Linked DNA regions of Homo sapiens: region 2 is linked to region 1. The links are chromatin contacts, found by Hi-C in ENCODE. All regions are on one chromosome and are shown on one strand. Each heading gives the region's core, a stretch centred on a gene start or an enhancer-like site at or near the end of the contact. The rest is flanking DNA. Distances are from core to core; before and after follow the strand shown.

Evidence for each region. A loop is a pair of places that touch in the nucleus more often than their neighbours do. Pooled maps may share reads with other maps.
Region 2: a pooled map shows a loop between it and region 1 (13-fold over the local background). The contact joins the promoter of TTC32 here to the promoter of RAD51AP2 in region 1. A Hi-C loop is called at or near these places in 2 of 37 single-sample maps with no recorded cell type and 4 of 50 pooled maps.

What each region holds. Positions count from the first base shown.
Region 1 is chr2:17,515,458-17,521,749 of GRCh38, forward strand. It overlaps RAD51AP2 (RAD51 associated protein 2), which reads right to left and starts at 2,983. Exons shown (of 3, transcript NM_001099218.3): 1 at 1-2,983. The coding sequence starts at 2,958. RefSeq lists enhancers at 2,511-3,710, 2,695-3,244 and a silencer at 3,006-3,255.
Region 2 is chr2:19,900,059-19,906,618 of GRCh38, forward strand. TTC32 (tetratricopeptide repeat domain 32) reads right to left here and starts at 1,925. Exons shown (of 3, transcript NM_001008237.3): 1 at 1,648-1,925. The coding sequence starts at 1,796. RefSeq lists enhancers at 886-1,767, 1,018-1,207, 1,348-1,407, 1,488-1,587, 1,768-2,648 and 1 more.

The sequences.
Region 1 (6,292 bases), core at 1,733-4,232:
TTCATTTTCCCTACTAATTTCATGAAACATACGAAGTTCTTCAAGTACTAAGTCAAATTTTCTCTTCATCTCAAAATCTTTTACTATTGTCAGAGCTTCTGTTGATAAATATTTAGCAGCTAAGTCCTGAAAACATTCATCATTCCCTTCACTCAGACCAGTTTCAAATTGATGATTAATATATAATGCAGAGTCATTCTTTCTGTGAAAATCCTTTGAATTAGCTATCTCCCTTTCTGGCAAAATACTCTCATATTCATTTGTATTTGTTACATAATTTTGATTAACATATTTATTTTCTTCCACATTTACTTCCTTACTTATTAATGAAACTGACTGTACAGAAAACATGTCATCCATTGGAAAAAAACTATCTTTCTCTTCCTTTTCTATCTTAGTATCTTTGTGAACTTGGCAACTATTTGTTAAACTTTCAGCTGTGACTTTTACTTCCTCTTTCAAAATTAAGTCATATTTTTTTTCTTCTATTTCACTTAGCAAGTTCCAAAAATTTAGTACTTGAGTTATAGAAGTGGTATGGGTCTCTTCATTATGTATTATGTTGTGGCTTGCTGGTATGGCCTGTTGCCTAACATTGCAGAGATCTTCAAATATGTGCTCACAGTCAAAGTTACTGATCTTATTATGTCCCTGTTTTCTTTCCATATTTAAATCTTGGCTGTGCATATTTACTTCATAAAAATTTTCATTAATGTATCCTCGGTTGTTCTGTATAAATTGAGGACAAGAATTACCATGTGCTTTAACAGTACTAGAATTATAGTGAGCCCAATTTTCCACATTCACAACTTGTTGAGGACAACTCATATTCTGACAAGTAATTTCTCTTATTAAAGAAATTTCATCCATGTCATCAAAGTCCATTAAAAGGGGAATTTTTTCATATGTTTCAAAAATCGGAAAACCTGTATTTTGAGTTGTCATACTGAAGGAATTAATGAGTTTTTTCTTAGACTTTTCAAAAACTTGTTCAGTTCTAAATAACTTCCTTTTCTTTAACATAGGTTTCATATTATCTTCTAATAGTCTTGAAGAAGTTAAAATCTTTACTAGATATGCAGTATGATTTTCCACTATATTTTTTGGATACTTCAAATAAAGCATGCACTTGAAAATGCATTCCTCTTCTAATTCAAAATCATTTTCAATTCTTGTTAAAGAGTCAAAGTTATTGAGCAAAAAAGCTATGTTAGTTTTCAATAGAATATCTAAAGGTTCTGAAACACTATCTTGTAAATATATGCTTAAAATTCCATTCTTTATATTTGTATTCATGTTTCTGGTTATTAGATTTTGAATACCAATTATACCAATTTGCTTTTTACACTTCAAAATGTTACAGCAGGTTAAAATACTATTATCTTTTTTATTTCCTGAAATACTTTTATGGAAATAAAAAATTTCTATAATGAAACTTTCAAAAGGGTTGTTCACATGAAAGACTTTTTGTGTAGTATTGTATCTCAACTGTAGAGTATTATCATTTTCTCCTTTACCATTTAGCCAAACAGTCGTTATTAAAGCTGTCTGACTACCTAATATTTCTCTTACGAGAAGCTTTGATTGTTCTTCATATGCATTGATGACTTTTGCACAGTGGTAATCTTCCTTGCTTAAAAGGTCTATTTCTAATAATAATAGCCAATTCCATTTTTCTTCAGTTTTTTTCATATTTTCACATTTAGTCTTGCAATTATTTATAATCCAACAATTTCCTCTATTTCTTCTCAAAATATGTCTAACGTTACAGTCCCAGTTTTGAGATTTTTCCAGCCTGGTAAGTACGTAACTGTCCAGACATTCTGCTTCCTCCCAATTTGCATTTTCTAGTATAGCGAAATTCTTTCTAGAGTCTCTTACATTACACTGGATACTACTGCAGTTACAGTAGTTTGAACTGATCAAGTCTTTTCTCTTACAAGTATTTTGGCTACTGAGTGATGGGTAGTCATTTTCATAACATTTGGAAAAAATGTTTTCCGCTTCTACAGTTTTTTTATCATTCTGTAACTTTTGCTTCTTAACATCAGGTCTATTTTGGGACCAGTAAATGTTTGTGAAATCCCTAACATATGCCTCTTTTTTGTCATTCTTTTTCTTCGCTATTTCCTTTAAATAGACAGAGGACATTTTGCTATTTAAGTCCATTGGAAACTGAGGGACACTTATTGTGCCGCTATCTCTAAAATAGCTAGGTTTGGCAATTTCCAAGCTGGGCTGGTTTTGAGATTTTGATATTTTTAGTACAGATGATGAAATGTTATTTTCTCTTTTATTTGATGGCACAACACTGTTAGCTTTACATCTGTTCTTAATTTCATGAAATGGTGATTTAGTTTCCTTGTAAAAGGTAACATCTAAAAATGGATTTTCTTTGTGAACATTGTCTCTTCCTTGGACAAACTGTTGTTTTCGATTCTCATTTCTAATTCCATGTATATCGTGTATAGAGGTGCTGGGCAGAAGTTGACTAACCCCTGCTTTGGAGCTATTACTGCGGTGCACACTGAAAGCCTCTCTGTCATGCAGGCCTGCCTCAGACCTTCCTGAAGCCCTCAAATCAGAATCAGGACTTTGTGAGGGGGGAGACTGCAAACAGCTACTCATTTGGAATTTGAGATTTGAGCATTTCAGATTACATATCTGCTTCCCACTGACTGATTTCTCCACACACGAGTCTGTGGAGTTATCGAAAATAGCATTCGTTGAAACAAGGAGTCCCTTGAAGGGTCTAGGGGACAACTCCCAGACTTTTTCCGCCTCAGACAAGCGAGGCACCAGAGGCAGTCGCCAGCCCGCCTTAAAGACACCTCCAGGCTCCTCAAGACAGAGCCGCTTGCTACTAGGTGGTTGGGAATCCGGGTCCTCAGGAGGCGTTAAAGAGGAGGTAGGCTTTCTGAGCTCGGCCATCCGCGGCGTGGGCTGAGGGAGAGACATGACAGCGAATGGAAAGGATCTGTCCGAGTCCCGGCGGGGCTCCAATCCCTTAATAGGCGGTTCCGGGCCGCTCTGGTCACGCCCCTGACCCGCCCCTCAAGACCTGGCCTTAGCCTAATCTCAGGGTTTGCCCCACCCCGAATCCGCCCCTCCACAGCCCCAGCCTCAGCCCCGCCCCGCCTCCCTCAGTCCCTCCTCTCCCTGCCCCCACCCACGCGCCCCGGTTGTCTCACCACTGAAGGTCGGAGCACCCTGGGCCGTTACATTGTCTATTTTTAGCGCCTTTTTCTAATGCCACGACTGTAGAGAGTCTAAATGCTTTTTTCCCTGTGGTAGAACGAAGGGGAAAAGTTAGAACCTCTCACTTAAAAAAAAAAAATTTGTGAATGGTAACAACTTTATTTTCTAAATTCTAAAATTTTGTTTACCTCAGAAACGGCATCTCCACAACGGCTCGAGTGACTCTCCAGTAAAATCGTGTAGTTCTGTCAGCACCAGACCAAATCTCTCTGTGTATGGAAAAACTTTTTAATCCTTCCAGCGTCACTTAAGATCATATTAATATTTCCACTTCACTAATAAAGTGTGTTTGGGGGAAAAAAGCCACCAGTACTTACCAGTCTATCTGAGGAAAAAATGTGTGGAAATTATTATCCGGATAATTATTATTCTTCACTTAAGACTAAAAAAAAAATAGTTTACTATGTGCTGTGGGGATTTCTTCTCAAATATTGTGGATAAAATTATTTAGAGATAAAATATTATATGTTTGAACTACCCCATTTAGTGTAAACATAATAATACAGGTCTGACTCATACCTACTAACAAATTTTTAGACGCTATTTCTTGTTTTTTTTTTTCCTGCTTTGAGAATCATTTATGATTTCCAGTCAATTCTGGTTTTTGTGAATTCTATAATCATTAAGAAGAAAATGTTTTTCAAAATGTTTATTATTATTATATACATGTTTCTTAAGAAACATGTAACTGGTGCTCAGTAATAAACACCTCGATTCCCTTGGTGGTTGTTTCAAGCTTGGTATGTTTTATATTACATTTTATGCTAAAATTTATAATAACTACAATAACATGCAACCAGAATCCTAACTTCAGAACCCTCCCATGGCATAGATGGCAATATATAACTAGCCTTCTACTTTAGGTAATAAGATGTTCACCAGTTTCATGTTTTTTAAATACTCTTAGATACATTGTGATTACTTCAGTGTAAATTCCTCTAGAGAAATGTTTACTTAAGTTTGTAGAAAGCCTTGCAGCAGAAGCACTTCATTAACACTATAAATAAGAATGTGGCAGTGGTTCAGATTCCACATCAGTGAATTCTCCAAGTTCTACTTCTGTGTATCTTATGTTCTATTGCTTTTCTATCCCAGATTTTCCACAAATCTATATTCTTTTCTAATCCATTCTGTTTTAGCCCATAAGGGGTGACTTGTATAGCTAAGGTGTATATAATTGGTGCGCTAGTGTGATATTAGGACCAAGACTTTTTAAATCTGTAAAGTAAATGCCATTGATTGTGATTTCTAGTCTAGATTGATCTGTAACTTGATATTTGATTATTTCTTCATCTTGCTAGTTTGCCCAAGAGCACATTATTTTTTATATCTCCATCACATCATTATTTAACAACTCTACATTGTTTAAGGATTAAAATTCAAATAAAACCCAGAAGTATTACATGTAACTCAACAATTGTTTGACTCCAAGATACAGAAATGTATAGTTATTTTCTCCATCCTGAAGAAACTTACAGCCATAAAGACCAAAAAAAGAGTCTTTTCTTGCATTTACTTATTTAAACATTATACTAATGGCCACTGCCATTTCAAACAATGGCTATTGAAACCACTATTTATGTGGGTTTTTTCCTTTGTTTTTTTAAATGCCACCTAGAAAATGAACCAGTTATAAGTGAGAAATGCAAAAAATTATGTCTTCAACTCATCATAATCAAAATATAAATAAGACTTGTCTGAATCTTACTGATGCCTCAAAGCCCATTTCAAATGTCATATTTTTCTATATCACTTTACCCAACCCTTCCTTTGAAGTTCTTACCTTCCTTAGTAACAGTAAACTGAGCTTTAAAGACAGCATCTATCTGATTTCTTTTAGCGTGGTGTCTTCTTATAGTTCAACTCTGAATGAATAAAAGGATTAATGAGTTCATGAGATAAACCCCATACTGAAGATATGACACAATCTCCTATTAGAGTTAAATCAGAAATTTACTCAATATCAATATCAAGTCTAATGTCCTTAAGCATAGTATGTCACATCCTCACTACTAGGTCCTACTTAACTCTTTCAGCTTCTTTTTTTTTTTTTAAACAATTTGCCCCCATGCTGCCTACACCAGAATGTTTATTTTCTTGCTCTTTTATGTATGTTCTCAAAGCCCTTCATTTCTCCTCCTGGCAAATTCTTATTAAGCCTTAAATGGCCCTACTCAAAAGTTACCTCTACGGTGAAAGCTTCTCTTCCTCCTCCCTGCTGTAGCCAATCCCTGGGCAGAATTACTTGCATCGTCATCTGTTTCCTATAGCAATTTATTTCTAACTGTAGAACACTTAAAATGTCTTTATTGTATTGAGTTGTTTATATGTCCCCTCCACTAGGCTCCATTAATCAGGACAAGGATTTATTAATTTTTGTATCCCCAGTGCCTCTAAGTACCTCAGTTAATTAGAAGAAATGAAATGACTCCATGGTTAATACTCATTTACCAACTCAAATGGATTCATGGTGTCTTGAAAGTGCCTTAAGTTTCTTGTTTTTGTGTTATTTTGCTTTAGTTTTATACATTAGAGACTTGCTTTTATAATCATGTTGAAATACATTTAACATGAAAACTATGCTGAGCTATAACACCATAGGAGTTCAAAATGGACTTCAAATATTAGTGGTTTTAGCATCATTTGTGTTTCATGGTAGAACCAGAAATATGACAAGACAGTTTTTCCCTTTTACTTCTTTTAATAAATCATGTAAGAAGTGAATAAATATGCTAAATCTAAAAGTTTGTTTCAAACTGAAAGATAATAAAATATATTTCAAACAGTTAAAAGAACCACTAACAAAAATATTTAAATACAGCAGTTAGAAAGGAAAACATCATCACTTACTAAAAATATTTAAAATAAATATGGCTATAAATAACACAAATAGCACTTTTCATCAAGTCAATGATAAGCACTAGGGGAAAATAAGAAAATCAGGATACTGTGTACATTTATTTGCATATAAGATTAAGTTTTTATCAGCGCAATAATGGTAATTTGTAACATAAATAACATCTTAAATGTGATA
Region 2 (6,560 bases), core at 675-3,174, 2.4 Mb after region 1:
CTTCTACTGCGCTATGACAAACTGTCTTTCCTGTGCTGGTAAGGCATAGCTATTATATATGCTACAGACACTTGTGTTCTTAGGCTGAGAGGTGCAAAGAAGGAAGAATAACAAGACTAGACAGCAACAGCATACCTGATGCTGATAAATACTTTTTAAAATCTACTAGGTAAGTCTACTCTTAGAGCTTGAAACATGAATAGTTTCGCTTTCTATGTTTACTTATCTTTTTTATGGGGGAGGTGCACTGAGGAAAGTAGATGGTATCATCTTATTGCCTGTTCAGAAACTTCTATTATTATTCTTGTGTGTTATTGAAATGAGAAGGCAATTTTCTTTCTGGTTTAATTCCATGTAGCGTAACAAACAGGGTAAGAATCAAGTCCTTAGTGTTTAGTTAAGCCTCATACAAAAGACAAGCTGGCATCCTGTCCAGAAAACTCAAATCCACAACAGACAACTCACAACTATTCAAAAAGCTGTTCAACCAACCCCTCTGTTCTTTTCTCATCCTGATCCACTCCATACCATCAACAAGCCCAGTCGAGGCAAGACTTGGAGTAAAAACAAATGCTACACATCCAGGCACAAGCCGAAAAGATGCTTTGGGCAAGCAGACAGTAACAGGTGAAGCCGCTCACATCACAAAGAGAAAGTCAGCGAATCGTTATGTGCTTCCTGGTGAAAGTACACACACCCACCTAAAAAGTATTCTTGCCATGATATTGAATCTGAATTCAATTGGATCAAACCTCAAGGTTTAACCACCAATTCACAGCAATATGAGACAGATGACCACATTAAACGACAGAAGAGATTCAGTCAGCAAGTCCAAAACACGGAAATTCAAAGGACACAAGAATCGGTTTCCTCAACAAATAAAGAGGGGAAGGTGGAGAAGAGACTTAAAAAGACTTGATGTGTATCCTGACTTGAACTAACTGCGAAAAGGGAACCAAAGAACAAAACACCTTATTAGTCGATCAGAATGGTTCCAACACTGACGACTTGATATTAAGTAACTATGTGATGATGACATGGTGGTTCCTTCTGAAACATCCATGGATGAATACAATAGGTAAACTGATAATGCTTAAGCCAAGTGATAAACACCTAGACGTTCGTTATGCTCTCTTCCACATATTTAAACGTTTTTCACAAGTGAAAAACACCACCAAGAGCCTGCGCCGTGACACTGAGATGGGAGTCGCGGTACTGTGGCCCTACGCAGCCGTGACCCCTTCCCTTCCCAGGTCGCGGATTTCCCGCCAGCTAAAATCACGAGTGGAAAATTCCTATCTGTCCTAAGTCTCTGGGTGCGAATGAGGAACGTGGAAGGAGAGACGGCGGGGTGAGAGGCGGCGGCCCGCGCCCGAGGATCGCGCAGAGGGCTTGGTTCCCGGAAATCTCTCCGCACCGTCGCGGCAGCTGGCTCCTCACGGGTGGGCTTCTCCCCGCGTTCTCCGCCGCCCTCGTCCTAGGCCTCGCCTAGGCCTTTCTAGAAAGACGAACGTCCGCCCGCTCAGTCCTAGTGCTGGGTTATGACAAGCGCCGACCGTGAGCTCCAGAGGCAAAGATAGGAGCCCAAACAACCCCAACGTCGCCTCCACCCGGGGTCGCCGCGGCCCCAGGTCTCGCGATAGTTACCTCCCGGGACTCTCGTCGCTGGAGGCCGCGCAAGCGCACCGGCGAATGTAAGCGGAGTACAGTGCCTCGGCCTCCGCGTACTCTCCATTGTTGAAATGAGCCTGGGCGAGTGTTAGGGTTGCGTGGCTTTCTTGCCGCTGTCCTTCCATAGCAGCCAAGGCCTAGTTTTCGGTGTAGAATGGGGGTTGACCTCCGAGCGGTTAGAGGTGGCACCACAAAGCCACTTCCACACCCTGGAATCTACCTTGACAGCCAACCTTGGCGCTAGGTTTGTGCCTTATGGGGATCCGTCGTCTCGCGAGATAACGGTTCCGCTGCTGGCGGGGCGTTTGCAGTGGCCCTTGTGAACTATGTTTCTGCCGTTACCAGTGTTGGACCCGCCTTCCTCTTTTCCTAGAAAAGGCGCAGATGCGTGGTCGCAAACTGATTTCCAAGTCCGTTGTCTGATGCTGCGAGACACTATCCGTTTGTTACAGCGAATTGGGGGCCGATGACGCTGGAGGTGGAAGAAGCCGCGGTTCTGTTTCTTAATGGCGAATTAGCCTGCGGACGTCCTGTCATTCCCTTGCCTTTTAGCGTCCCAACTTAGCAAAACTCCGCGTTTAGGGTGTTCTGAGTAGGCTTTGTCTACCCTGAAACGCTTTGTGTCGACATTCCACCAGGTCTGTTCCACGGTCCAAACTTCTCTACCTTTTTTGACCCTCTAGAATTGTGTTACGATTAGTAGTATATTGTGTCGAGAGTCTGGGATCTTTGATGTTAGTTATATTCCCTGGCTGTTTATGCCAAAGGGAAATCCAAATAGTAATTTATTACGTACATTACGTATAATTCAAATTAAAATTTTGTAAGAACAGTTGCCAACCACGCTACCCTACATGCCTGCTGTGTATCTTCTCGGCGTCCCTCGATTCTGTTTTGCTTCCCAAAGTACTTGAGCCCTTTCCGTCATAAAAAGTAAAGATGAAAAATATATTTGGAGCATGATACTTACATGCGGAAGTCTTAACAGGACATAAATTGTGTGCTTTTGGCTGCTTTCATTAGATTTTTAATTTTTTCCTTTTACCACCACTGAAAAAAATACAAATACAGTGGATTAAGGTTAAATTAAAAAGCACTAGTAGAAATTAAAAGATTGCAAGACTACAAAAAAATAAACTGGCATTTCTGGTGTAAGCAAATGGACAGCTCAATAGAACAAAAGCCCAGAAACATACCTCAAATAGGCTGTATTTTGTAAAAGACATGTAACATATATGGGGAAAGGACAGATTATTCAAATGAGTGCTATTGGGAGGATTAGTTAACCATTTGGGGAAAAATACATTTAAGCATTTAAGCTCCCAATTGACATAATATTCATTCCAGGTGAATTAAAAGATTAAATAAATAAGATAAAAAGCTTTTTTTTTTCAGTTCCCATTTATTTTTGCCTCTTGGAGCAATGTCATCTTTTCAATATGAAAAAAACAAAACAAAAAACAAATCTGAAGTACAGGATAGAACAAAACCAAGTGTGTTGGGGGAAGCAACAGCAAAGGGAAGACAAGATGTTGCAAAAAAAAAAATGGAGGGGGGATTCCCCTCTCCTCTGGGGAATGACTCAAACACTGATGTGGCAGCGTACACTATTCTACATAAAGCCAGGGATGTTAATCCTTTTGGGGGATAAGAAAAAGTGGAGATGGCCAGGCTCTGTGGCTCATGCCTGTAATCCCAGCACTTTGGGAGGCCTAGGCGGGCAGATCACCTGAGGACAGGAGTTTGATAACAGCCTGGCCAACATGGCAAAACCCCGTCTCTACTAAAAATGCAAAAAATTAGCTGGGCGTGGTGGCGGGTGCCTGTAATCCCAGCTACTCATGAGGCTGAGGCACAAGAATCCCTTCTGGGTGGAAGTGGTTGGCAGTGAGCTAATTTTTGTATTTTTTGTGGTGATGGGTTTCCCCATGTTGTCCAGGCTGATCTCCAACTCCTGGGTTCAAGACATCTGCCCACCTCAGCCTCCCAAAGTGCTAGGACTACAGGCATGAGCCACCGCACCTGACTAGAAGTTTTGCTTTGTTCTGTTCAAGGAATAACAGGAATATTTATGTGTCTAAAAACCAGTGATCTAAGAGGAAAATAGCAGGATATGTAATGGAAATTGGGGATTTGGGAAGGGGGTTTCTAAATAGGAGTAAGATTCTTAACCTTTTTTGTGCTATGGCACCTTTACAAGTGTGGTGAAGCCTATGTCGTTTCAATGTTTTCAAGTGTTTTTAAAACATAGGATTACAAAGGAAAGGAATTATATTAAAAAACAGTTGGAATATTAACAGATTTATTAAAAAGTAAAACATTTATTAACATTAAATATCAAGAACAAATGGCAAACACAAAACTAGCAGAGGAAGAAAATAATAAAAGATCAAAACACAGATAAAACAAAAATGGAATCAACAAAACCAAAAGTTGGTTCTTAAAAAGATTAAAAAAGTTAATAAAACTTGAGCTAAATTGACTACGAAAAAGGAAAAGACTCAGATTACTAAAATCAGAAATGAAAATGGGAACATTACCATCAATTCTACAGAAATAAAGAGGATTATAAGAGAGTACTATGAACAATTGTATGCTGAAAAATGGGAGTAACTACATGAAATGAGCAAATGCCTAGAAACAAAAAACCTACGAAGATTGTATCATGAAGAAATAGAAAATATGAATAGACGTGTGTATTAGTCTGTTCTCACACTGCTAATAAAGACGTACCCAAGACTGGGTAATTTTTTTGTTTTTAAGAAAAAAGAGGTTTAATGGACTCACAGTTCCACGTGGATGGGGAGGCCTTATAATCATGGCAGAAGGCAAACAGCACGTCTTACATGGCAGCAGGCAAGAGAGAATGAGAGAACAGTGAAGGGGGAAATCCCTTATAAAACCATAAGATTTTGTGAGACTTAGTCACTACCATGAGAACAGTATGGGGGAAACTGCCCCCATGATTCAGTTTTTTCTCCCACCGGCTCCCTCCCACAACATGTGGGAATTATGGGAGCTACAATTCAAGATGAGATTTGGGTGAGGACACACACAAACCATATCAACCTGTAACTTGTAAGGAGATTCAATCAGTAATCTAAAAATAACCTCTTGACAAAGAAAAGCCCTGGACCTGATGGCTTCACTGATGAATTCTACTAAATGTTTAAGGAAGAACCAACACCAGTCCTTCTTAAGATTCCATTTAAAAAATGGTTATAACTAATGAATTCAGCAAGGTAGGAGGATATGAAATCAACATGCAAAAATCAGTTGCATTTTTATTCACTAACAATGAAGCTATCCAAAAATGAAATTAAGAAAACAATTCCAGCCAGGCACAGTGGCTCACACCTGTAATCCCAACATTTTTGGAGGCCAAGGTGGATGGATCACTTGAGGTCAGGAGTTCGAGACCAGCCTGGCCAACATGGCAAAACCCTGTATCTACGAAAAATACAAAATTTAGCCAGGTGTGGTGGCAGGCACCTGTAATCCCAGTTACTCAGGGGGTGAGGCAGGAGACTCACTTGAACCTGGGAAGTGGAGGTTGCAGGGAGCCAAGATTGTGCCTTGCACCACTGCACTCCAGCCTGGGCAACAGAGCAAGACTCTGTCTCAAAAAAAAAAAAAAGAAAGAAAAGAAAACAATTCCATCTACAGTAACATCAAAAAGAAAAAAATATTTAGGAATTAATCAAGAAAGTAAAAGATGTGTACAATTAAAACTATAAAACATTGCTAAAAGAAATTGAAGAAGACATAAATGGAAAGACATCTCATGTACATGGATTAGAAGACTTAATATTGTTTAGATGTTAATATTATATAAATCAATCTTCAGATTCTATGGAATCCTTATCAAAATCCCAATGATGTTTCTGCAGAAATAGAAAACTCCATCCTCAAATTCATATGGAATTACAAGGACTCCCAAATAGCCAAAACAATTTTGGAAAAAGAACAAAGTTTAAGGACTCACTTCCTGATTTCAAAACTTACTGCAAAGCTGCATTACCCAAAACAAGTGTGTTATTGGCATAAAGACAGTTTTTTAAACAAATGGTGCTAGGAAAATTGGATATCCACTACAAAAGAATGAAGCTGGTCTCTTACACCATATACAAAAATTAAAATAGATCATGACCTAAATATAAGAACTAAAATTACAAACTCTTAGGAAAAAACATATGGCAAAAGCTTAACAACACTGAATTTGGCAATGATTTTGTGAATATGACATCAATGGCACAGGCAACAAAAGAAAAAACTACACAAATTGGGCTTGACAAGAATTTAAAAACCTTTGTGCATGAAAAGACACTATCAGAGTAAAAAACAGAATATTTACAAGTCATGTATCTGATAAGGGATTAATACCCACACTATATAAAGAACTTCCAAAAACAACAATAAAGCAAAACAATCCAATGCAGAAATGGGCAAAGGATTTGAATAGACTTTTCTCTAAAGAAGATACACATATGGCCAATGAGAACATGAAAAAATGCTCAACGTCACTAATAATTAGGGAAATGCAAATTGAAACTACAATCAAATACCACTTCTCACCACTCCAGTAGGATGGAAACTATTAAGAAGAAATAAGTGTTGGTGAGGATGTGAAGAAACTGGAATCTTTATGCACTATTGGTGAGAATGTAAAATGGTGCAACCACATGGTGTGACAATTCTTCAAATACTAAGAATAACCATTTGATTCAGCAATTCCACTTCTAAGTATATACCCAAAATATCTGACAGCATGGTCTTAAAGAGATATTTACACATCCAGGTTCATAGCGGTATTGTTCACACTAGGTAAAATGTGGAAGCAATCCAAGTGTCTATCAACAGATGAGTGGATAAGCGAAATATGGTATACT